3 separate regions of the Mus musculus genome follow, and all the other regions are linked to region 1. Evidence: chromatin loops called from intact Hi-C (ENCODE). Cell type or tissue: left cerebral cortex. All regions are shown on one strand.

Region 1 (8,000 bases):
GGTCCCTCATCATGTCTGCCTTTCTTTGCAGGGTCCTCCAGGACAACCTGGCTACCCAGGTGCCATGGGCCCCCCAGGACTGCCTGTGAGTAAGAGAGCTCTGGTTCTGGGGGTACGGGAGGTACAGGCTGGTGGTGAAAACAGGCGGGGTGCCCCTCAACTGGGTCCCTTCTTTCCCGGCATTCAGTCTCGGCCAGGCTGTCCATATTGACCCCTACCCCACTTTGGCTCCCTTGGTAATATGGCTGGCCACCACCACTTTGATGGGAAGGAAGGAAGGGAACACTGTTGGAAGCTATTATGAGTCCCAGGCTCAGAAAGAACTGAGATTTGCTTCCTACGGGGATTTAGGGGAGAGAGGTAGACATCTGAGAGGTGCCACCCCTTGCAAAGGTGCCCTCGGGGTGGGTATGTCCCACTTTCCAGCGTGGGCCACAGTGGCAGGTGGGAGGCCTTACTGGCCACCATCTCTTCTCTCTCATCCCCTACTTTGGTGCCCTGAGCCTTCAGGTGCCAGTCTGGGCCCCAGTTGCACCCCCACCCCGCCCCTGCCCCACCCCACCCCCACATCTTGCATTAGCACCATGGTAGGCAGGCCACAGAGCTAATTCTGCTGTTGCTCATCAGGGTATCAAGGGAGAGCGAGGATACACTGGCCCCTCGGGAGAGAAGGGCGAATCGGTAAGCTGCAGCATGGGTATGGATGTGAGGTGAGCGTCAAGCAGGGTGCCCCCCCACCCCCACCGCCACCTTCATCCGCTGGACTGGAGATCTTCCTGTGAGGAGGAGCCAGTGACCCCTGCTGCCCCTGCCCCAGTCACTCCAGCTGCTGCTCTGCACAGGCTGGTGGCTGCGGAGGCGGAGGCAGAGGCTGTGAGGAGATCCTAGCAGGCTTCTTGCAGAGAAGTCAGAGGGAAAGGGCCCAGTCAGCTGGCAGAATTCCCCTCTCCTGCCAAATCAGGGCCAGGAATTTTTTTCTTCTTCTTCTTCTTCTTCTATTGAGGCCACCTTCATGGGGGTCCTACACTGAAGGAAGGAGCTGAGGACTGCTAGCATATGAAGTCACAGGCTCCTGAGTGACATGACTCACCCAGAGGCCTGCAGCCAGCCAGGGAGTGAGTTAGTGGTGGAGGAGGGCTGGGCTGGAGTCCATGTCTATCTGCTGAAGAACCTCAGCCCTCATAGCCGGGATCTGCTAAGCTAGAGCTGGAGCCATCTCTCCCCTTCTCACAAACGCCAGCCAGGCCAACCCTGTCACTCTTCTACTCTGCCACAGGATGGTCTCCTAGGCAGGCTGGGTGCTGCGAGTCCTTCTGAGGGGTCTGCACTGAGCAAAAAAGGCCCTGTGAGCCCTGCCCTGCAGCAAGAAGCAGATAAAAACATGTATGGATAGAAAGATAGATGGATGGATGGATGGATGGATGGATGGATGGATGGATGGATGGATGGATGGATGGATGGATGGATGGACGGACGGGCAGACAGACAGACAGACAGACAGACACAGACAAGAATGTTGAGAGCTGAGAGCCCTGAGCAGAGTGGGGCTCGGGTAGCATGATGATGCTGTAGAAGAGGGAAAGGGGGTCCTTCCCCAAGGAGGATCAGGGGAGGATGGAGCTGTGCCAGGTCCACGGAGCAGGAGGTCATGGGTGGGTCCTGGCAGGGACAGCATTGGTTTCCTGAGGGTTCAGGACACATGGAAGGAGAGGTGAATGGTGGGCATTCCAGAGAGAGGAAATAGCCATGCCCAGGCTCGAGGGTGCGACCCAACAGAGCGTGTTCAGGGTACAGCAGTCTGCACAGAGCGAAAGCATAGCGGAGGGAGCAGGGAGAGGGGTGTGAAGCAGGGAAGGGTGGCTGGTGATAGATTACAGGATGCCTGTAAACCCAGCCTCAGTGGGAAGCGTATGCCTCATTCATTAGACAGAGGGGAGCCCCGGAAGGCTTTTGAGCCAGCGAGTGACACAGTCAGAGCTGGACCTACACAAGAGAGATTAGCTCATAATTTTTGGCCAGATTGCTGTAGGCCAGGAGGTAGCAGGATTAGTTAGCGGGCTGGTTCCAGGGAACTGAAGGGCCAGGTGGAGAGGACACCCCTACCTCGTGCTCTGCCCACCCCCAGGGCCTCACTCCTCATGTTTCTGAGTGACTGATTCTGTTACTTTGCGTCCCCAGGGCCCACCAGGATCTGAAGGCCTTCCAGGTCCCCAAGGTCCAGCGGTGAGTGCCGGGCACGGGGTGGGGTGGGGTGGGGTGGGGTGGAGAGTGGGGGTGGGGGTGGGGGAGTGCCCTGGCCTCTCCCTGCGGCCCAAGAGACAGGAAGACTGGGTTCTCATCTGCATTCTCCTCTGTGGCAACAGGGTCCCCGAGGAGAGCGAGGCCCCCAGGGGAGCTCTGGAGAGAAGGGTGACCAGGTGAGCATTGTCTGGGAGGTTGAGGGGACTTCACCTGCTGCCCATCTAGGACAGACTGGAGGACAAGGACAAAGCTTGCAGACTTGAGGCTACCCCAGCCTGTTCCTCTTTCCACCAAGTGTCCAAGAAGGGGGGGCTGACCTCCTCATTTCTTCCCTTAGGGATTTCAAGGCCAGCCAGGCTTCCCAGGCCCACCGGTGAGTAAAGACACAGAAGTTCCCTGTAAGGCGGTCCCACTGGGAGGAGCAGGGCCTGCCGGATGAAGATGGACCTGGGCCAGGGAGGTAGGGGGTGGGAGAAACAGTCCAAGTGGCTGTGATAGATTTCAGGAGCCAGGTAACCACGGAGGGTCAGGCAGATAGATGGCGCCCACCAAGAAGGTAGGGGGAAGAAGCCCCGCCTCCAGCCCTGCCCACTTCTTCATTGACACAGGGTCCTCCAGGATTCCCAGGCAAAGCTGGAGCTCCTGGCCCACCTGGCCCCCAAGCAGAGAAGGTGAGCCGAACCCCACTTCTGCCAAAGCCAAGCAGCTGTTGCCACTGTTGAGAAAATTCACAGACAAGTCCATCTTTGTCAGGCTGTGCTCACCAACGGATGGCTCTGTGGATGGTCCCACGCCCTCTCCTAATCCTCCCTTCCCTACCCCCCTGCTCAGCCTTTGAGTAGCCTGGGCTCCCATTTGCCAGGAGACTGGCATAAACAAGGTGGGGGTAGAGGCACAGGACTGGTAGAGGCGGGTAACTAGACTGTGACAGGCCAGCTTCAGCCAGCTTCATTTCTCAAGGGGAAGCAGAGGGGGCAAGGAGCCAGGGAACGAATGAAACTGGGACCCCTTGAATGGAGGCATACCTGGAGGAGGGGTTGCCTCTCTCTGTAGGTTGTCCTCAAGGGCCCCGAAGACACAGGGTCACCTGTGATTTTGTGATAATCTTGGGACAGCAGCCTTGGAACTCTGCAGGACTGACTCTAGAACTACAGTGATAAGCTAGGCACATAGCCCTGCTGCAGTTTGGAGGTGACGTCCCTGGCTCAGCAGAAGCTGGGGCTCCCTTATGTACTGGGTAGGAGCTGGGGGAGACCCCAGGCTTAATTTCTAAGCATTGGATGGAGGAGGCATCCACAGGGCGCTGTGGTTTCTGGGAGCCTCTCTTCTCTGAAGCCACACATTAGCCTCTCACTGTACAATGAGGAAAAGAAAACAGTTGGAAGACCCAAAAGTTAGGGAGCCATCCAGGGCACACACTGTCTTAGCATCAGAGATGAGTGTCCCTCTGCCGCCTCCCCAGGCTTGTGCCCATCAGACGTAGGTGGACCTATGGTGGCTGTCAGCTCCCTCTCATGCCTGCCTTCCCAGTGAAGGATGGAGGTGGTAGCCAAGTCCTGCTTAGGCTGGTCATTGCAGAGAATCCCACACTGCTGGATAGAGGTGCTTCATCTCAACTCTCAGCGAGGCTGACATTGGCTAGAACTGTGCTGACCCCTCCTGGTCAATGGCGGTATTGCAACACCCCCGACTTTCTGCCCTGTAGCTGTGTCTGTCCATTGCCGCAGAGCTTCTCCGCTGCCCAGGGGAAACAGCAACCTTTCCTTAAGCATCTTACCTCTCAGTCCACACTCCTATTCTCCTCCCCAATTCCCTGCTTTGGGCTTTCCATGGCTATATGGCTGTTTGCAGGTGGTTTTACAGTCCCTGAGCCTTTTATTAGACAAAAGTTTGCGTGCAACCTCATAGAGTACAGACACAAGTGAGGAAGCTCTGGATAAGACCTGGAAGAAGGTTCTGGAATCTTATCCTCTGGCCCAGAAACCTAGTTTATGCTCCCAGGGTCAAGGATCAAGGGTCCCCCACCAACTCCCAGGGTGCTGAGAAGCGATGTCAAAGCCACTGGTCTGTTTCTTGACTATGTGCCACATGTTACGTGGGGCCCCTCCAGGTCCAGTGCCCACCTCCCCAGCCTCATCTCCCAGTCCATCTACCCTAAGGGCCCTGACACCCAGGTCACAGGCATGGGACCACTTCCAAATCTCTCTCTCCTAGGTCCCCTCTAGCTTCCCTCCTGCCTCATCCCAGGGACTCATCTTCAGAGTCCACCATCTGGTGACACTCCTGTGACATTTTCCCTAAGGCCTGGCCACCATGGGCCTCCACCCCAATCCCTGAGATCTGCAGCTCCATCCTTGAAAAGCTGATGTGGTGTTTCACTGCAGGCATGTGGCCCTCAGGGACCATGAGACCCTGGAGTACAGGAATCTCCTCACCTTTCCCACTTTGAGGCATGAAAGCCCACACACAATATAAATTAAACACACACACACATACACACACACACACATGTACCGGCCTCTGGGACAACCCTGAGAAGGGGCTGGTTTAAGCAAGTTCTCACTCCCCATAGAGCCGTGAGGGAAAGGGGCCTTGGTGGGTGAGGACACAGGTTCTTAGGGAGACTGTGTGGAATACATTAGTTAGTCAACGTAGAACCAGGACAGGAAGCCAGATGTCCTGACTCCCAGGGACCCCCTAGCATCCCTGGCCCTGACTTCATTGGGTGTTCCTGTTTCAGGGCAGTGAAGGGATTCGAGGTCCCTCAGGCTTGCCTGGGTCCCCTGGGCCACCCGGCCCTCCCGGGATTCAGGTGAGTGTGTGGCCTCTGGGCCCGATGGCATGTGGGATGGAGTACCTGTGTGAGTGTGTGTGCATGTTGTGGTAACAGTGTGAGTTGGGTAAGAGGTGGAGCCAACCATGGGGCTGGGTCAGACTTCCCTCCTCCTAAGCTCGAGAGCAGCATCTAGCCACGCCTTTCTCGTGCGCAGGGCCCTGCTGGGCTGGACGGACTGGACGGGAAGGACGGCAAGCCTGGCCTGAGGGTAAGATGGGGCTGGATGGGAGGCAGGAGCCCTCCCTGCTGATGAGGTGAGCTGGAGTCGCCCTTTAATCAGGGTATCCAAGTCTCCTCCCGGCTGGCCTCAGACTCCCCTGAGTCTCTCATGCCTCCTAATAGACTTAGCCAGGTTAAGTGAATTGGATGGTGACAGAGATACCACTTAGATCCCGAAACCTGGACAGCTGGAGGAAGTAGGCTGTATTCTGGAAAGAATAAGGTTGTAATCATGACAGGCCTAAGCAGGCTCTGGCTCCTTGGTTGAGATTTTTCTGGGCAATCAGAGAAATGGGAACATGGCAAAGCGGGGGGGGGGGGGGGGGTTGTGGAGCTATCAAGGTCATTTCCCATCCTTAACAAAAAGAAACCAAACCAAGGCCCACAGAGGGGCTGGGACTCGTTCACAGTCCCCAGTCAGTCAGAGGCTGAGCCAGACTGGGATTTTTTCCCTCTGTCCCATCTAAGGTTCCCAGCAAATCCTGGGGATGGAGATTCAGAAGCAGAGTGGGGCGGAGAGTGGGTGTGGTCAGGGCTGAATCAAACCTCCTCAATGCTTCCTTTTCTTTCCCTAGGGGGACCCAGGTCCTGCTGGCCCTCCCGGACTCATGGGACCTCCAGTAAGTTGAGCTGAAGGAAGGAGCCGGGAGCTCTGAGCCCCCCTCCCGGCTCTCCTCGGAGCCTCCATGTCCTCATGCTATGGTTGCAATAGACTCTACTGATATAGCCTGCGCAGGAAGGTGTGGGGGCATCTCGGGTATCAGATCTCGGGCACCACATCTCCCTGCTTTTCCTTCCAGGGCTTCAAGGGGAAAACAGGTCATCCTGGCCTCCCTGGGCCTAAGGTAAGAAGGAGGACTTCAGCTCAACAGACTTCCCCGGTCTCTTCAGACCCAACGCCTGAGTTGGGCAGCCCAGCCTGGGTTTAAACTGCCTGCCACCTGACCCCTGGCTGAGCTGCTACTCCAGGCCTGGCTTCCTGAGGCCACCAGGGCCCAGCAGACTGGGTCGGGATGCTGACACCCACCAGCTTGAAGAGTATCAGAGGTCCTCTGGCCAAAGCCAGAGCAAGATGTCAGAGCTCCCTTGATCCAGGGTCAATGTGGGGGTGGGGATACCAAGCCAAACTGCCACCTCTCTCTTTTAGGGTGACTGTGGAAAACCCGGTCCTCCTGGCAGCAGTGGCCGGCCAGGGGCAGAGGTAAGGACTGGGGTTCTGTGGTCATGCGGCCTGGGGCTCCACTAAGTCTGAGATGTAGCCTCTCTGCTGCATTATCTTCCCATTTTCTGCATTAGAGTGGCTGACTTCTCTCCTTGGCCTTCTGGTGTGAAATTTCGCCCGCTCCCCGGCCCCCCATCTTGACAGTTATAACTGGTCCCCTCCCTAAGAGCACCATTGGACAACCACCCAAAAGGCAGGCCTGGCCTTTAAGGCTAGAGTCTAAAGCTCAGAGCTCTGTCCAGCCCTCCATGGCACCACCACAAGCTCTGCTCATCTCTCCCCTGAAAGTAGCCACGGATGTGCAGGTGAGTGAGTTTCTGTGTCACCTCTTTCTTTCTGATCCTGCAGGGTGAGCCCGGTGCCATGGGACCCCAGGGACGACCAGGACCCCCAGGGCATCTTGTGAGTTAAACTGTTTTTGTCTCTGCTTCTATGAACTAGGATGTCACTGAGGGGGATGTGGTAAGCTCGTGGTGGCCACAGGAGCCCCAGCCGTGCGGAGATGCCAGGGCTTTGGACTCATCTAATTAAGTGGCTTTTGCTTTCCAACGCCTTTTGGATTTTCCGGGCACATGCATGTTTGCTTACCAGACACGAGCCATTCAGTCAGTCAATAAGCAATTATTGACCATCTGTTCCAAACCAGGGCCACAGCACAGAGCCACATAGACAAGGGCCCTTGTCCCATGGGACCTCCCCGCAAGCACAGGAAACAAGGGAATAGGAAAGGTTCAAGGGATGGGGTGATGTTACAGGGGAGAACTGGGTAGGGCCTTAAGGCAGCGTTTCTCAACTTGTGGGTCACGACCCTTCCAGGGGGGTTGTGTATCAAATATCCTGCATGTCAGATATCTACATTCTGATTCATAACAGCAGCAAAATTACAGCTATGAGTTAAAAATGAAAATCTTCTCATGGTTGGGGCACCCCAGCCTGAGGAACTGTGTTAAAGGGTCGCAGCATTAGGGAGGTTGAGAACCACTCACTGTTTAGCGGATCCCTGGCTGGAGAGATGACATCACTGAGGCCTCAAGGAAGGGTGGAGGCAGCTGTTGCTGGCCTGGGAGAAGAGGTCTAGGCAGAAGGGATGACACCGATACACAGAAACAAAAGCAGCCAGGAGCTCAGCATGTCTGAGGGACCTCAAGAAATCCACCACGCTGGGCATGGGAATAGCGTGAGAAGTGCACGTGGGATCAGAAACCATGCTGGGCTCCGAAAAAGATACCTCACAGGGCAGGCACACTCAGGGAAGGGCTGGCAAGAGGTGGGTGGATGGGTGGTGGGGAGGGAGAGGGGACAGAAAGCTAAGGGGATCTGGGATGTGCTTGCAGGGGGTTGGGGAGGCTTGTTCCCTTGGTCTGAAGTGAAAGGGGGACTGAGTGAGAGAAAGAGAGGAACCAAGAAGTTCATTTGGGCAACTGGGTGGTGCTTTTACTCTTAGGGCGAATCGGAGAGAGCATTTATTAAGCAATATTGCAT
Region 2 (8,000 bases), 51 kb before region 1:
AGAAGAGGGCACTGGATACCCTGGAACTAGAGTTAAAGATAGTTATGAACCACCATGAGGTACTGGCAACCAAACCAGGATCCTCTGTAAGAATAAGTTGCCAGGTGTAGTGGCAAATGCCTTTAATCAAGAGGCAGAGGCAGAGGCAGAGGCAGAGGCAGAGGCAGAGGCAGAGGCAGAGGCAGAGGCAGAGGCAGAGGCAGAGGCAGAGGCAGAGGCAGAGGCAGAGGCAGAGGCAGAGGCAGAGGCAGAGGCAGAGGCAGAGGCAGAGGCAGAGGCAGAGGCAGAGGCAGAGGCAGAGGCAGAGGCAAGTTGATCTCTGAAATTGAGGCTACCTTGGTCTGCAGAGTGAGTTCCAGGAAGGCCAGGACTGCATAGAGAAACCCTGCCTCAAAAAAAAAATGTTTTTCTTAACTACTGTGCCATTTCCTCAGTTCCCTAACTTACTCTTAATGACTGTTACAGTGAACTCCAGAAGGGCCATGGTTATATCTTGCCATCTTTGAATCATTAAACAACAACAACAATATATATATACATATGTGCAAATATAGAACATGTTATGTGTGTGAGAGCATGCACACACATGTATGGACATGCACATATCATGTATGTGTATGTGGAGGTCAGAGAACAACTTGTGGTAGCCATTTCTCTCTTTCCCCATATGGTTACCAGGATTGAACCAGGTATTCAGGTTTCGTAATGGATGCTTTACCCACCGAGCCATTTCACTGGTCCCGAATCATTTTTTCCCCCAAATCACATCATATTAATCTTTCCATAGTGCTATTTATTTTTATGTGAAATTATATATCTAGTATGTCTCCCCCACTGGCTTGTGAGCTTCTGAGTGCAGAAAAGGGTCATCGTTACTGCCATGCATGTTGGTTGCCTGTCACACCATAGGGACTTCAGAGATAATCCCGAATGAAGGGATGAAGAGACACTGAGAGGGAAATGCCCAGAAAACAAACAGAACGGAGGGTCTGGGTCTTGGTGGCCGGTCTGCTGGAGGCAGGCTGTGTCTGTGCCTACAGCTGGGGTGGCTGGGATAGGAGGCTGAGCCTGTGCAGGCCTGAGAAAGGGGGAGCCCCACAGGACACCAGCCTCAGGGCATGCATATTGCAGAAGGTTCGTTCCTTGAATATTAACTCGATGCTGGACCGGCAGCCCTGACTGCTTCTGAATTTTTCACTGTCAAGGCCAGGGGCTGACTGGGGATGGGGGGTTGGGAGGGCCAAGCATCTGCATCCAGAAGGCTACACACTTTTACGTGTGGGTCACATGCAACTGCTTAGCCGGGGCTTGCTCCTGGTGGCTGTGTGCTTTGCCATGAGCATCTACATGTCTGAACATGCACTGTTTTCAGTTGGTGTGCGGGGATACAGGCGAATTGTGTTTTATGTGCCATCACTGACAAACTCAATGACAGAAGGAGGGAACCCGGGGACCATTGAGTTCCATTTCTCCTTTGTGAGAGAGAGGGAAACGGAGGCTGGAAGGGATGCTGAGGTCACACCCACTAACCCAAGGTGTGTGTGTGTGTGTGTGTGTGTGTGGAGGGGGGGGGTCAGAAAGCCATTTTTTTACGATGCTGGGCACAGGTGTCTTGCTACACCAGAGGAGTCTGGGATACAGCCTCGGGAGAAGACAAACGTAGCTAGGAGCAATCGGTTCCAGAGCAGGAGGGGTCTGTTCTGCCTCGCAGGGAAGGGGAGAGTGTCAGACAAGACCAGGAAGGGAAGACTTGCGCTGAACTTACACTAATTGAAAGCTCAGCAGGCAGAGAGAGGGGAAAGGGCACCAGAGGCGGAGGTGCGGCATGAGCAAAGGCATGGAGGCATGAAGCAACCTGGCAGCTTGGGAGAATTACAAATAACGCTGTTTGCTGGAGAGGAGCCCACACGGAGGGTGGGTTGCAGAGACAAGGCTGTGAGGGTGAGGGGACTTTGTGAGCTAGGAGAGGGGATTAAGTGTTAGTTTATTTGCAAGGCTATAGGGACGCCCTTGTGTATAGCGCTGAAACAGACTTGACTTTTTGACTCCATTGAGGAAAAGTGAATTCAACAACAACAACAAAAATAAAACCCACAAACATTTTTCGAACGCTTATTATGAGCCAGACCCCACGCTGGACCCCGAGGCAGTGATTCTGGAGGAAACCCACGCTCTCAGCTCTGTATCCGAGACGCACACAGGCAGGTGCAGCAGGTAGGGATCTTGGCCCAAGAAAGACCCTGTGTCTGTATTGCCTGAAGACCTCCTCCAATCTGATCCACTCTACGCTCTTTGCTGTGAGAAAATTTGCAGAAAATTCCATCTCACCCATTCCTGGACTCACTCTTTCTTCCTCTATGCAAAGATCCAGTGCTCCTTCCTACACCATAGAAGAGCTGCCTCCCGTCCTGGTCCACCTTACCCCCGGAGAGAGGCCTGCTGTGCTGGGCCCCGTGGGAGTCTTTTTTCTTTTATTAGATATTTTCTTCATTTACATTTCAAATGCTATCCAGAAAGTCCCCTATACCCTCCTATCACCCTGCTCCCCTACCCACCCACTCTCACTTCTTGGCCCTGGCATTCCCCTGTACTGGGGCATATAACGTTTGCAAGACCAAGGGGCCTCTCTTCCCAATGATGGCCGACTATGCCATCTTCTGCTACATATGCAGCTAGAGACACGAGCTCTGGGGGTACTGGTTAGTTCATATTGTTGTTCCATCTATAGGGTTGCAGACCCCATGGGAGTCTTGAGATCCACCGAGCCAGCTCTTCCTCTGTTGCTTGGGGACAGTGCCAGTATCTCAATACCTAGGTTCCGTTTTCCCCAGCTGTGTTACCCTCACCCACACCTGTCATCTATTAAGGACAGTCTCCACCTTCAGTAGCCCCCACTGCCGCTCCCCAGCAACCAGTCACCAACCTCTTCCCCCTTTGTCCTATTCAGCTCCTCCCTTGAGAACACCTGGCACAGTTGCTTCCAGAAGGTTCCTTTTACAAAAGTAGGCAAGAGCCATCAGACTTCAAGCAGCTCCTGTGTGCTACCCAGCACAGTTCCCCCAGGCTAGGAAAATCAAAGGCCTTGGCTTGGAAATGGGAGGAGAGAGAGGAAGAGGAAAGCAATTAATAACTCGATATGCTGTCCTGCAGAACAACCGGCAGCTAGAGTCCTAGGCAGAGACTGATCTGTACACAGTAGAGGTGTTCTGGGGGCCATGGAAGCTACCCACCCCCCAATGGTAAGGATTAGGTCAATGTCAGGGAGGGCTCAGATGGGATGGAAAGACAGAAGGAGCCTCCAGTGGGATGAAGTCCACAGAAGGTGAGGCTAATGATGAAGAGACCATTTCAAGTCCCAAGTGTGAAGTTTCTCTGGACCCTGAGAAGCTACGGGGATATTTTAATCATGAGAGTTATACTGCTAGATATCTGTTGTAGAAACACTGCCTGTCCATCAGGAATAGATGGGGCAAGAGACAGACAGGAGGCAGCAGCTGGCAGGTGCTTCAGGGACCAGTGGCTGGGACAGACAGAACGCAGCTTGGAAGTGATCCTAAGCAACAAGAGACAGACAGGGCTTGGGGCTGGAATATAGCCACTAGAATGGCTCCTGTTTCCAGTGAGGGGAAACCCTGTGGATATTCCCCAGAAGGGTGGTGTGCAGGTCCTGGAGGAACAGAGAGAGGGAGGAGGCTTAGCGCTCCCCCCCCCCTCCATCTGTTCTCCGCAATTCCTCAGCTTCCCACTAGAGGGTGCCGGGAGAACGGGCTCCACCTCCCATCATCCGCCCCTCACCACAGAAGGATGGTCCTCGACTTGGACCTCCCAAAAGCCAGGTCCCACATGTGTTCCGCTCCCTTCATCCCTCAGAAATGTGACCTCACTCTCTGGGGGCCTAGTGGTGGGTTTTGGCCTAAGGACCTCTCTCTACCTAAGAGCCATCGTGAGGTCTGTCTCTACAAGCTTGTTCTGGTGCTCAGAGCTGTCTCAGCCCTTCTAGCTTCTCTGTCTCAAGCAGATGCTTCCTATACCTTAGGTATCCAAAGGCCTCACCATTGCTGACTTCCTATCCCCCAGCCCCGACGCCTTTCCTCTCTGATCTAATGCCAGAGAGGAGGGGTTGGGGCGGGGGTTAAAGGTGGGTGCTCAGTTCTCTCACATCTGCCCCATGCCCCAGCACCCAGGCCCTCTAAACCTTGGGACAGTGTGGATAGTTGATCATGGGTGGGCAGGGCAAAGTTGGAAACAGGGGTAGGGTGGGGTGGGGAGGAGGGCTCGCTTTCCATAAAGGAGAGCAACAGTAGTTCAGGGCGTGGTCGGTGAGGGCGTGGCTATAGGGAGTCCTGGGGGCGTGACAGACAGCTAGGAGGGATCTGGGTTCCTGAATCTGGCAGCTCTCTCCGCTCTCAATCTCGCCCGCTCAGTAGCCAGGGCCCCTCCAGCCCTGGCCTTCAGTCCAATAGACAAACACTTCAGCAACAGGAGGCTCCTGGCTTCACTTAACAGAGGCCACACCCAGCTCTCTAGAACTGCCAGGCCTGGTGGGAGGGGGAGAGGGAACTCACTCATCCCTGTCTGTGCCTGCGATGCACCCACTACGTAGGAGATGACGCTCGCACCCTCGTGCTTCTATTCATTTCTAGGTGGACAGCTGGAGGGCCTCAAGGCTTGAGCCCTAGAGGAGGAGCTACTCAGGCGCGGGCGTCTCAAGCTTCCTTCACCCTCCTTCCTGCTATTCTGTACTCAGACCTGGAGCCAGGTCTAAAAATAGACGTAGGCGCTGGAAAGTGCCCACCCAGGAGGGGGTCAGGGAGGTCTGAGTCACCAGTCCGGAGGGCCTCTTCTCACATCCCCCGCGGGAGCAGAGTCAGTCTTGATGGCCAGGCATCACTCGGAGTCTCTTGGCCAGACTCTGCTTTTGGCCAAGCAGTGCCCTGCTTCCAGGCCCTGTGAGCAGTAGCAGCCACAGCCGGGAAGGATTAGGAGTTCCTTGGCCTGATTTATTTGGTTGTTTTTGTGCATCTGGCTGATGCGCCCATCCCTGGCTGGACAGTCACGTCTGCACCTGCCCCTCACCACCCAAGTTCATTAGGCTGTTCTGGTATTCTGGGTGTGGACCTGGTCTAGACAAATGGCCTACTTGAGATCTTAGAGGTTCTGCCCATTCTACAGATGAGAAAACTGAGTTACAAGGGTAAGAGGGGACCAGCACCAGTGAGTGATAGCCCGATATTCAAATCTTTGTTCTGCCCTCAGCTAGTGACTTGCCTGGCTTCTTGTAGGACCTGTCCAGTAAAGCGTCCCTCTGCAGATGACCACAGACTGGCAGCTTGTTCACCTGTAAGAGAAGAACAAGGAAAAACTTACTTACTTAGGATATGCTGCTCCTGAGAATAATTTTTTAAAAAAAAGTAGTAGTAGGGGCTGGTGAGATGGCTCAGCTGGGACAGCACTTGCTGCGCAGGACTGACGACCTGAGTTCGAACCCCAGGCCCCTGTCAAAGTGGCAGAACTGTCTCACAACGATGTCCTGTGACCTCCTATGAGTGCTGGACTATGAGCATCTGCCCTTCCATCACACACAGTGATAAATGAAAATTGTTAAGTAGCTGTGACAGATTGGGAGCAGAGCTCCGTGTGATCGCAGCACAGCCAGCTAGCTGCCATGTCTGTCATTTATGTCTCTCTTCTCCTCTGTGTGGCGGGGGCTACAGTGGCATGGAGACCTTGGATGGCTATGGAGTGGCTGGCACACTGAGGCCACTGGAAATGGATGACAGCAGAGGAACGCTGGGACTTACACAGATCTGAGTCCTCAGCCCATTCTCCATCCTGAGTGGTGAACATATTTGGCACCTTAAGATTCCAGACTTGAGAGTCGGGGTGGGGGGTGGGGGGAGACTGGAGAGATAGCTCAGTGGTTAAGAGCACTGATGCTGGCTGCTTGCTCTTCCAGAGGTCCTGAGTTCAAGTTCCAGCAACCACATATTGGCTCACAACCATCTGCAATGGGATCCTATGCCCTCTTCTGGTGTGTCTGAAGACAGTGACAGTGTACTCACATACATAAAATAAACAAATCTTTTAAAAACTAATAAGTAAATCTGAACAGAAACATGATTGAATTATAAAAAAAAAAGATTCCAGACTCAGAGATGGATAGGCTGCGTCCCCAAATTCAGCTTTCCCTTTTGGCCAAAGAACACAGACCCACCTAAAGCCAAATGAACCCAAGCAGACCTAGCCTTGAACCCAAACACACACTACCACTCCAACCACTGTCTTCTCTGACCCCAAATGCTGGTGTCAGGCCTTAACTGAAGGTCAAGGCCAACAAATCCCAAAGTCAATTTTTATTTCTTTATGTGTTATTTAGACCATTCCACAGAAAAAGCTATCATACTGGTCAGAAATACCATTGGCTTCTTAATAAAGGCAGCCAGGTAAGTAATAAAGTGAGACAGAAGTGGGGCTCAGAGGAGATGTCAGATGACCCTGGCTGTGAGGTGCAGGACTGGAGTCCTCAGCACATAACCAGCCCCCTCCATAATCATTGTGATAATTAGCATCTTTGAGTGTTTCCTGTGGATTTGGCTCAATCTCATAAACGGCCTCATTTAATCCTCTCAACAGATCATCCCATTCAACAGAGTTGGAGGTTGTGGCTCACAGAACTGAAAGATTTAGCCTAGACCTGCAGTTCTCAACTTGTGGCTCGTGAGCCCTTTGGGGTTGCATTTTAGATATCCCCCCGTTTGTCAGATATTTACTTTATGATTCATATCAGCAGCGAAATGACAGTTATGAAGTAGCAATGAACTAACTTTATGGTTTTGGGGTCCCCACAACAAGAGGACCTGTATTAAAGGGTTGCAGCATCAGGAAGGGTGAGAACAGCTGGCCTAGAGAACAAAGCCAGGAGATTGCAGAACCAGGGGCAGACACTTACTGATCTTTTATTTTCTTTCTTGATGGAAAAGCTGGATGCCTGCCTGCCTCACTGCTGCAGCTTGCCTTGCTAGCCAAGTTGTCAAGCCTCCACAGCCTCGCCATGGGCGGGCACTGTTGGAAGGAGGTAAAGGCCAACGTCAGTCAGAGCTTCTTTCTACCCAGAAATTCCAGGATTCTACGAGTTTGTGACTCGATGTCTCAACAGTCTGAGGCCATAGCATGGGAAGAAAGAATGTGGGAAGAATCTCTGGCTCCTCCCATCCTCTTGCACCTCACCAAGACCCTGGCTGGTTTACTCTGGTCCTCAGCAGGAGGTGAGCCTCCTTTACATAAAGACAAACAAAAACCACTTAGGCTCTGCCACTGGCTTTGGGGAAATGGTACCCAAGCCAGGTCCTTCTAGGCCTGGTGTCCAGCAGGACACTGGATGCTCTAACCAATCAAGATGGTTGCTTCCTGGGTACCAGGCATCTCTCCTGGATCTCTTCTTTGTCCTCTCTCCTCCAAGCATCTGCTCAGATATACCCATCTGGGAGACTAGTCCCAATTGCCTTCTTCCCCATCCACAAGTGAGAAGGAAGAAGAACAAATCTAAAGTTAATGCTGAGTGGGAAGCAGAAGAGGGAGAGGGAGGCAGCCGGGAGCACATGTGTACTGTGGTGCTGAGCTTGCAAACACTCACTGTATGTCTGGAATGGCTAATGTTTATTGGGTTCCAGGAACTACGCTCAGTCTTTTATGGGCACTCTCTAAGCAACCCTTCTTGTAAAGTGTGGACGACAATTCTATTTTGCCAACAAAAGGAGGATACCCACTCCATGATGGGGGGAATACGTTGTCAAAACTCATTGCTAAATAGATGTTAGGGGTGGAATCCAACCCTTATTTATCCCAGGGCCAAGTCTTACTTGATTTTTAATTTTTTTGGTTTTTCGGGACAGGGTTTCTCTGTGTAGCGCTGGCTGTCCTGGAACTCACTCTGTAGACCAGCTGGCCTCGAACTCAGAAATCCACCTGCCTCTGCCTCCCAAGTGCTGGGATTAAAGGCG
Region 3 (8,000 bases), 100 kb before region 1:
TGCCCCGCTGGCCCTGTCTTTGACGGTGTGCTGCCTCCCAGCTGGGATATTGGTGGTAGTTATTCTTAACAAAAAATATTAATTAGTTGCAAATAAGATCATTATTGTAAAAGGCCCCTCCTCAGGGCCTAGCACTTGCTGATCCATACCTTGGACCTTCCCGGACTCCGGGCTGAGCCTGCTTATGCTTTTGTATCATTCCGTACAGGAGGAAGCAGAGGCCCAGGAAACAGAAGGCATTTTCTCAAGGTCACCCAGCACAACAGTAGGTCAGAGTAGGTGGCCCCTTACTGCCTATATGTATGCATTGGGTCCCCTTCATCTCAGAGGTTCCAGAGCAGACTCTCATGGGACACAGAGCTGAGGTCACTGTCCTTTGCCCAGAGTGTAAGGATGCAGGGGTTGGCCCTTTACTCTGTTCAAGCCTTCTGTGATTGAGCTGTGGATGGTGTCTCTTCCCAGGTTATCTCAGCCTCAGGCTCCCTGGAGGGGGGTGGGGGTCCCTCCTGGGGCTAAGATGCATTTTTCTCACCCCCGCCTGGGCTGTTCAGAGAAGTAATTTCTCTTCAACCAGCTGGATTTGAATATGGAAACAATTTGTAATTACTCCAAGTCCTCCTGGGCGGGCAAGCAAGCAGGCAGGCAGGCAGGCGGGTGGCATTATCACCAGAGTGAGTCTGGAAGGGCAGGGGCTCCTGGGAAAGCAGGTGGGGGAAGCCCTCATATGGGGGGGGGCTTCCCAACATCTGTCCTAGTCCAGACAGCTGTACAACCCCTGACAACTCCTGCTGCCTCTACCCAGTTTACCTAGCTTCTCCTTCCAAGGCTGCCCGGTGAGTCCCTCAACACCCACCATTTCCATAGGGCGGGAAGTCAAGAAGTCAGGACTAAGAGAAACAGATAAATAACTTCCCTGTCTCCCGGAGGCGGCCCCTCCCGTCACCCCTTACCCAGCTGGATCTCTGAGAGCCAAGGAAGAGGGTGGCTTTAGAGATCCAGCTGCATCACATCTGTAAGAGACCTGCCTGCCTTTCTCTTGGTGCTAGGTCTCTAGCATGCAAATGATCATGAATATTCATAAAGAGGGAGGCAGGCTCCCTATAGGGAGAGGAAGGGGCTAGAGCTCTGGAGAGCAAATGTTGCAGGGACTTCCAGAGATTGGTCTTTGCATCCTTGTGAGAGCAGTCCATGTCCTAATCACGTTTCCCACTTTTGTCTACCTCCTCAAAGCTCCCAACTCCGCAACTCTGTTGCTTCTCACAGTAGGCAAGAAAAGAAGGAGCCCAGGATTTCCCACTGCGTCTGGTGGCTGTCATTGCCTTGCAGATGGCAAAGCCTGCCTGGCTCAACTCTCACACTGGTAGTTGAGCCTTCTAACTATGCCAGGGTATGTTTGAAGATGCTTATCAAGAATCCAGGAGCTCTGCCTGCCAGTGCGAGGCCCAAGGCATTGGCCTTCTCAGGGCTCCCACAGGAAAAGGGGAGGTGTAAGCCCAGACCGCCTCCCTGTTTCACACAGCTTCATAAATTCCCTTAAGGTGACAGGTGAGCTTCCTTCATCGTCCCTTATTACCTCCTTCCATTAAAGTCGATAATCTCTCCCAATCACTCACAACAAATGTCACCAGGACAGCTTTAGGGGGGAGGGACAGAGGGAAGAGACAGGAGAAGTTCTCTGCCTCTTTTTGGTAACTCCTCTGGGAAGAGGTGGGCTTTTCTCATCTTGCCACAGCCTGTAGGCGACAAAAGTCGAGTTATGGTGGGGGCGGGGGAGGGGAAGTTAGCAATGAATGGGCCGTGGACCACCTTGTCCTTACAGGACTGGTCCCTCCACGTGTGTGAACCTTCCCAAGTATGTCCCAAAGTCATTCCACCCTCGTTGCAAAGCTGCCCCCTGCTGGCTTCTCTGCCCAGAGTCATCGGATTAACCTACTTGTTTTGGCTGCTGTGGTGTGTCCCCAGTCGGCCCACCTTCCTGATGGCAACATGCCCAGGCCACAAACAGCCTGACCAGAGCCCTGAGCCATGGACATCTCTCCGGGTACCGCCTGAGCCGTGTGGGCTTAGGCTCCACCCAACTGTTCCTCGGCACAGTGCCAGGATGGGGTGGGTCTGTGCATCTCTGTGGCTTCTACACAAACAGATGCAACATGGGGGCGCCCCTGGCACAGAGAAAGGCACTTGTGGGAGAAGAGACTTGGGAAAACATGTAACATACTGCACACGTGTAGCATCCCCGTGCCTAGGGACATACAATATCACAGCGATGAACACCAGAATATGCAGTAAACATGCCACGCTGCGGGGGTATGTGTGTTGCTTCTATACCCATAGCATGCTACACACATGTGGCACCTGTGAGCTTCTACATATAATTCTTAAGGCACATGGAAAAAGCAGCATGCATTCAGGACCTGAGCGCATGTCAATGCATATGTGCAGCATTTGCATGCACCCAGCCAGGCAATATTGCAGTGCACACGCAGGGCACCTGTATGCATATATAAAGTTCAGTGCACCGAGTGTCACCTGCATGCACAGGGACACGCAATGCAATATGCACTGCATAATGGGGAGGGGGGAGAAAACGCTTTAGCCTCCACAGCTCGGGAGACCCTGGCTGCGCTAGACGCCACTAGTCTGGGGTTTCGCTGGAGGGGTATCACCGGGAGGCTCACTCTGCAGTCCAGGCGGTCACAGGCAGGGTGGGGGCTTACCCTGGGCTTCTCCCGCGCCGGCGCCTGGGGCCCAGGGTGGGGAGGGGGAGGGCGCGCTTGGCTCGGCTGGCGCTGCTCCCCCTTTAACAGGAGGCGGCGCGCGTCGCCCCCGCCCCCCCGCCCCTTCTCCCGCGGCTCCTCGCGCCCGGCCCGGCGCGCGCCCCCTCCCGGGCCCGGCCCGCGCAGGCGCCGCGTCCCGCCTCGGCCGTCACTCGGCCCGGCGCGCGCTGCGGGCAGCGGCCGGAGCGGCCGGAGGAATCCGGTTCGGTGGCAGCGGCGGCGCTGGGAGGCAGAGAGGAGGATGCGGCACCGGCGATCAGAGGCTGGGGCTGCGGCCGCCACCCGCGAATAGGAGGCGGCGCGCGGCGCGGGCGGTGCTCGGGGCGGGGAGCGGGGGGCGGCGCGGCGAGGAGGCGGCGGCGGCGGCAGGAGCCCGCGCCCGGCCCGGCGCCCGCCCGCCCGCCCCGTGCAGCTCCGCGGTGCTTGCTCTGCACCCGCCGCTCGGCGGAGCGGGAGCCTCGGGCCTCGGCGCGGCTGCGGCGAGCTGCCCTGCGCCCAGCCCGGCCCCCGCCTTAGGGATGGCAAACTTGCGCCCCGCGGCCGCCTCCACTAGCGCCGGCCCCCGCTCCTGCTGCTGACGGCGCCCAGGTGAGTGCTCGGCCCCAGACCCCGGCCGGCCCCGCACTGAACCCTCGCGCGCAGTCCCGAGTGCCCGCACTCAGGGTGCTCCGTGAGCCGGTCTTGCTTAATTCTCCTCCGGCCAGAACAGAGTCTGTCCAGCGCTCACCCAACCCCCGTCTTAAGAGGGACTCCCGAGGCCCGGGCCGAAGCCCCCTTAGTCTCCCGCGAACCCCTTTGCTACCCCCTCCCCCAGCCTGGACCGACCCCTTGCCGTCTGTGTCAAAGTCCCCCACCTTTAGAATCTTGACCCAGACTGCCACACCGCTGTCGCGAGTCTTGCCCTGTCTCGGCCAAGATCCCAGCAGTGCGCCCCCGGTCTTGATTTGAACCCCCTCTCCAACCTGCAGCTCGACTGTCCTCCCCCCTCCCCCATCTCCCCTCCTAGTCTGGCCGCGGGACTCTGGACCTCTCCTCCACTCTGCCCGGAGTCGTTTCGGTCCCCAACTGTGTCTGCTAGTGCCCTCCCCCGCGCCTGCACGGCGACCATGCTTCCCCTCTATTTCTGCCCCGAGTGCCCCTTCCCCCATATCTGCCCAGAGTCCCGCCTTCCCTTTCCAATCTCTGATGCAAGTCCCCTCCCCCTCAGCCTGGAATTGGGGCCGTGTCCCCCTTGCTCCTCCAAGCCCCTTTCCCCAGGCCGTGATCTCCATCGAACCCGCATCCGACTCCCGCGTTCGTCTTTGGCCGGACACCCGCCTCCCTCCCCCCGCATCCTTATCCTCCCACCACCGGTCTCAGAGCCAGGCACCAGACGCACTCTCCTGCACCCCCGGGGGCTGGCATGATTTGGGGGACTGGAGGCTGTGAAGTTGGCGGCCACTCCTGCAGTCGGCTCGGTCCGAGAGCACAGCAGCGGGAAATCCTCCGCGCCACGGCTAGTGCAGAACGGGCGACCAGTCTGTTGCCCGCGGGGGGAGGGGCGCCCGGACCGAGAGATGCCGCCCGCCTGCCCGCCTTGCCAGCTGCCTGCCCGGCCCCTGGGCGTCCTCTGGCGCCCCCTGCCCGCAGCCCGAGACCCACCGCCCCTTCTCGCGCGGACAACCCTGGGTTTCCGCAACCCAAGCGTTCGTTAGGTGTCTAGGTGTCTGCGGGACTGACGCTGGGAAGTCCCTGGGGAGATGAGGTTGGTGGGCGAGGCCAGGTGCCCAAACACTCCTGGTCGTAAGACTATGTGCTTTGGGGAGGGATGGTGTACAAGGGACGAGGGACGGCTCATCCCAACAGCAAGTCAGGAACCCTTTGAGTACCAGGCACAGCTCTACTGAACCTGCTTTTTAGAATGGTCTGGTTGCTTCTTGGTCTTGAGTAGGTATCCCTAGGGAGTTCCTGCCCCCCCTCCCCCCATTACAGCCTTACAAGAGAGGGACTCTATCTGGTTTGGGCATAGAGAAGGGTGTGAACAAATCCACCTGACCCAGGGACAGAGCAGACACCTGAAGAGTGGGGTTCAGCAGTGACACCTTGGTGATGTTTTGGGGGAGGGCAGGAACCAAGACTGACAGAGGTTGATCTTCCTCTCGGTTTCCCTTCTGCCTCCCTCCTCACTACCTTGTCCTGTCTCCTCCCCTCTTTCTCTTCAGAAAGGGGCAGGTCTCATTTAGGGTGTGTGTCAGTGGTGGGTATTTCTGTAACACAAAGGGAGGTCCTAGTTAGTCTCAGCTCTTCTCCCTCCCTCCCAACCCTCAGCTTTTGAAGGTAAGTAGCTGAGACTCAGCCTTTGATGGGATGATCTGGCCACACTACCTAACTAACCTTCCTGAGCCTCAGTTGACCCTCTATAAAATGGGTCAGTGGCCAATGCCCCATGTAGTTGTTGGGAAATGGAATCAGATTGCACTGTGAAGTGTCTGACACCCATCAATACTCATGATGATGCCTTTTGCTGTTGCCTATCAAAGCCAAGGTCAGGTCCCTGCCGACTGCTGAGTCCAAGGAGGAACATAAAAGGAGTTCTATTTTCTTCACTTTAACCTTCAGAATAATAAAGACAGAAAGTACCTTCACCCCTCTTGCCCCCAAGGGGTCCAGGAAGCCTGTGACTGTTAGTTTTTGACTCTTCTTCCCTGGTTCTGCAACATCCTCCCTGACCACAGGGGCAACAGTGAAGGCCAAGCCAAGGGCTCTGAGGTCTAGATTAAAGTATACAGGCCAGGGGAGCGGAACCAGTATAGAGACTCGAGTCAAGGTGCCCAAAGGCAGGCAGTCCGTTAGAGGTGGCCCACATGGAAAACCAGTCACTCTGACATACAGAGCCTTTCTTTCTTCCCAACCATTGGGGATCAGATATTGTCAGGAACTTTCCAGGTTTCTTAGCGCTGCAGGTCAGAGTTAGGGGCAACATGGTCTGAGGGCTGTGGAGTTTGGAGGAGCCTAGCATTGACGTGAGTGCTTCAGTGAAGGGCTGGTAGAAGGAGGAAAGAGCCACGAACCCGTGGTGCTCTCTGGTCGGTTATTCGTCTTCTGGCGGTGCGGCTAGACCGGGGTTCTAGCGGGGAGTGGCAACCTCTGAGCTATCCTCCCGCCGGGGCAGCCCTGACACTGGGGAACAAAAGCTTTCGGTTCCTGTAGCAACCGCTCCAGCTGCTGCAAAGTTCCGGGGAGGCGGGCGGAGGGCGGCTGAGTCACCGCCCCCTCCCCTGCCACCCGCACGCCCCCGCCCCCGGGGGCCGCCCCTCATCCCAGTTGGCTCGGCCAGCCTTTCTCTCGGTGTCTGCCGCAGGCCTCCGGAGCAACCCTCTCTGTCATCGGTCCGGGAAGGCCTCGCCCGGGTCGCCCGCTCCTTCGGTCCCGCCCCCTAGCTCCAGAGGCTGGATGGAGGGTGTGCGCCTCCCTGGGTGCCAGAGCTCTTGGAGAGGGGTCCCCGAGCACCCTGCCCCCAGCTCGAAGCACGGGCGGGAGACCCGGAGGCCCCGTGGCAGGCACCGATGAAGCTGAGGATGAGTGACGGGCGCGTGAATTGGAGCTGCCAGGTGGATAAACGCGACGGATGTGCGCGTCGCCGCGCCCCCTTCCCCGCTAGTCGCCCATCCCCCGCCCAAGGCCAGGGCTTACCACTCCCTGCCCAGTGTCCAAGCTCACATCTGGTCTCCCTCTAGACAAGAGTCGATCTGATCCTGGGGACACTCCGGATAGCCGATTCGGAGGTGCCCCACCCCCTCTGCTCTTCACCTTCCACTCCAGCTGCCTTAGGATCCTTCTTTGGTGCAGAATGGAAGCCTGAGGCTGGGCAGGTCTGTGGGGTCTTCCAGGATCCCCATTCTCTCTGAACCTAGACAGAGAGGAACTCCCAGGAATTCTGGGGGTGCTTGGCTGAGGTCTGGGCTCCTGAGAAAGGTTACTCTAGGCAGCTCCTCTCCCATCTCAGTTAAGAAAAGTCCTGAAGCCTTTTGACCATCTCCACCAATCTTATTTGACCCAGAAAGTTCTGCCTTAGAGCTGACTTTGGCCTCTCTACTTTCTAGAACTTGTACCTTGGGAGGGTCTGTGGTCTTCCTCGACTCTGAGGTGGCAAAGCTACTCTTGGATTAACCCAAATGGCATTCCCTGGTGCAGGAACCCGGACCTCAGGCGAGGGGAGTGTCAGCCCAGTTCTGAGAGACCAGGAACAGAGAGCTCGTAGGTTTGTGGTGGGTCAGGCTACGTGTTAGGGAGGCTGATGGAGAAGGCATGTGCCATTCCAAGAGTAGTGATGACATTGTATTCCCCAGAGAGGGAAACAGAGGTCCAGGTAGTTATGCATGGGTAGTAATCGCTTGGGTTCCTCCAAGTCTTTTTCTTGGATATGGGCTCTGGGTCAATGTCTCTAGGACAGGCCACCACCGCACACTTCAGGAAGATGTCGAGTAAGGCCATGGCTGTGATTCCAGCTCCAGTTGAGTCTTTACCTTACTGTGAAGGGTAAGAAGGTAAAATACCTTCTCTCAGCCTCAGTCTCTCTTTGAAGCAGGAGCTATGAAGCAATGAAGGCTATACCCTGAGGGCGGGGTAAAATCCTGGACTGGGATGAGGTGTCTGAAGGAGACTAAGTGGATGTGGGAACGGGCCAGTGTGTGCAGGTGGCTCCTTTCTGGAGAAGCCAGACCTTGGCAAGGACCAGTTTGGATTTAGCGTTTCTTGATGGACTGGGAGCAGCAGAGGTCCAGGAGATGGGACCAGGGCTCTGTGATGCCCCAGCTTTAAAGACACGGGGAGGGAGCAATGGGTAGTCTCCCATAAGGACAGTCCAACCCGGTTAGCTTGTCATAGACAGAGTCACAGGGCCAAGCACATGTGTGTGTCTACACGTGGGAATAGATGCATCTCTGCATGTATGTGGTGGTCTGACTTCATTGTGTTTAGTGTGGTGTGTGCACGCCCATGTATATATGAGGTCATAATGCTGTGCTGGTCACAGATCTGTATGCATGTGTGCCTGTTCATATGGAGAACACTGTAAATGCATATATATGTGTGTATATCTATAGCTATATCTATCTATCTATCTATCTATCTATCTATCTATCTATCTATCTATCTATCTATCTATCTATCTATCTATCTATCTATCTATCTGTGCATGCATGCTTTTGCGTATGTATATGTCTCTGGGCCCAAGCCTATTGA

The links. A loop is a pair of places that touch in the nucleus more often than their neighbours do. Peaks named below come from ENCODE experiments on the same cell type or tissue, not always from the same donor. Only the 100,000 strongest peaks of a DNase experiment are listed, where the experiment ranks them.
Region 2: it touches region 1 in a loop (7-fold over the local background); 17 of 42 quality-filtered maps call a loop at or near these places.
Region 3: it touches region 1 in a loop (2.5-fold over the local background); 2 of 42 quality-filtered maps call a loop at or near these places.

Annotation. Positions count from the first base shown.
Region 1 is chr4:130,083,641-130,091,640 of GRCm38, forward strand. Col16a1 (collagen, type XVI, alpha 1) reads left to right here. Exons shown (of 70, transcript NM_028266.5): 50 at 32-85; 51 at 628-681; 52 at 2,179-2,223; 53 at 2,364-2,417; 54 at 2,579-2,614; 55 at 2,850-2,912; 56 at 4,982-5,053; 57 at 5,232-5,285; 58 at 5,872-5,916; 59 at 6,097-6,141; 60 at 6,444-6,497; 61 at 6,867-6,920. Among named protein-coding and RNA genes, the nearest start is that of Gm46871, 8.4 kb to the left of the region's middle. In left cerebral cortex, a CTCF peak has its summit at 3,908 (motif pointing left); DNase peaks (open chromatin) are centred at 1,104 and 3,898; H3K27ac peaks cover 376 bases.
Region 2 is chr4:130,032,545-130,040,544 of GRCm38, forward strand. Gm12963 (a long non-coding RNA gene) reads right to left here. Exons shown (of 6, transcript XR_003955360.1): 3 at 5,269-5,338. Among named protein-coding and RNA genes, the nearest start is that of Col16a1, 11 kb to the right of the region's middle. In left cerebral cortex, a CTCF peak has its summit at 3,757 (motif pointing right); DNase peaks (open chromatin) are centred at 3,783, 4,607, 7,020 and 7,504; H3K27ac peaks cover 1,262 bases.
Region 3 is chr4:129,981,943-129,989,942 of GRCm38, forward strand. It overlaps Adgrb2 (adhesion G protein-coupled receptor B2), which reads left to right and starts at 2,928. Exons shown (of 30, transcript NM_001290715.2): 1 at 2,928-3,365. In left cerebral cortex, CTCF peaks have their summits at 1,900 (motif pointing left) and 4,399; DNase peaks (open chromatin) are centred at 550, 1,293, 2,076, 2,947 and 5 more places; H3K4me3 peaks cover 5,845 bases; H3K27ac peaks cover 5,207 bases.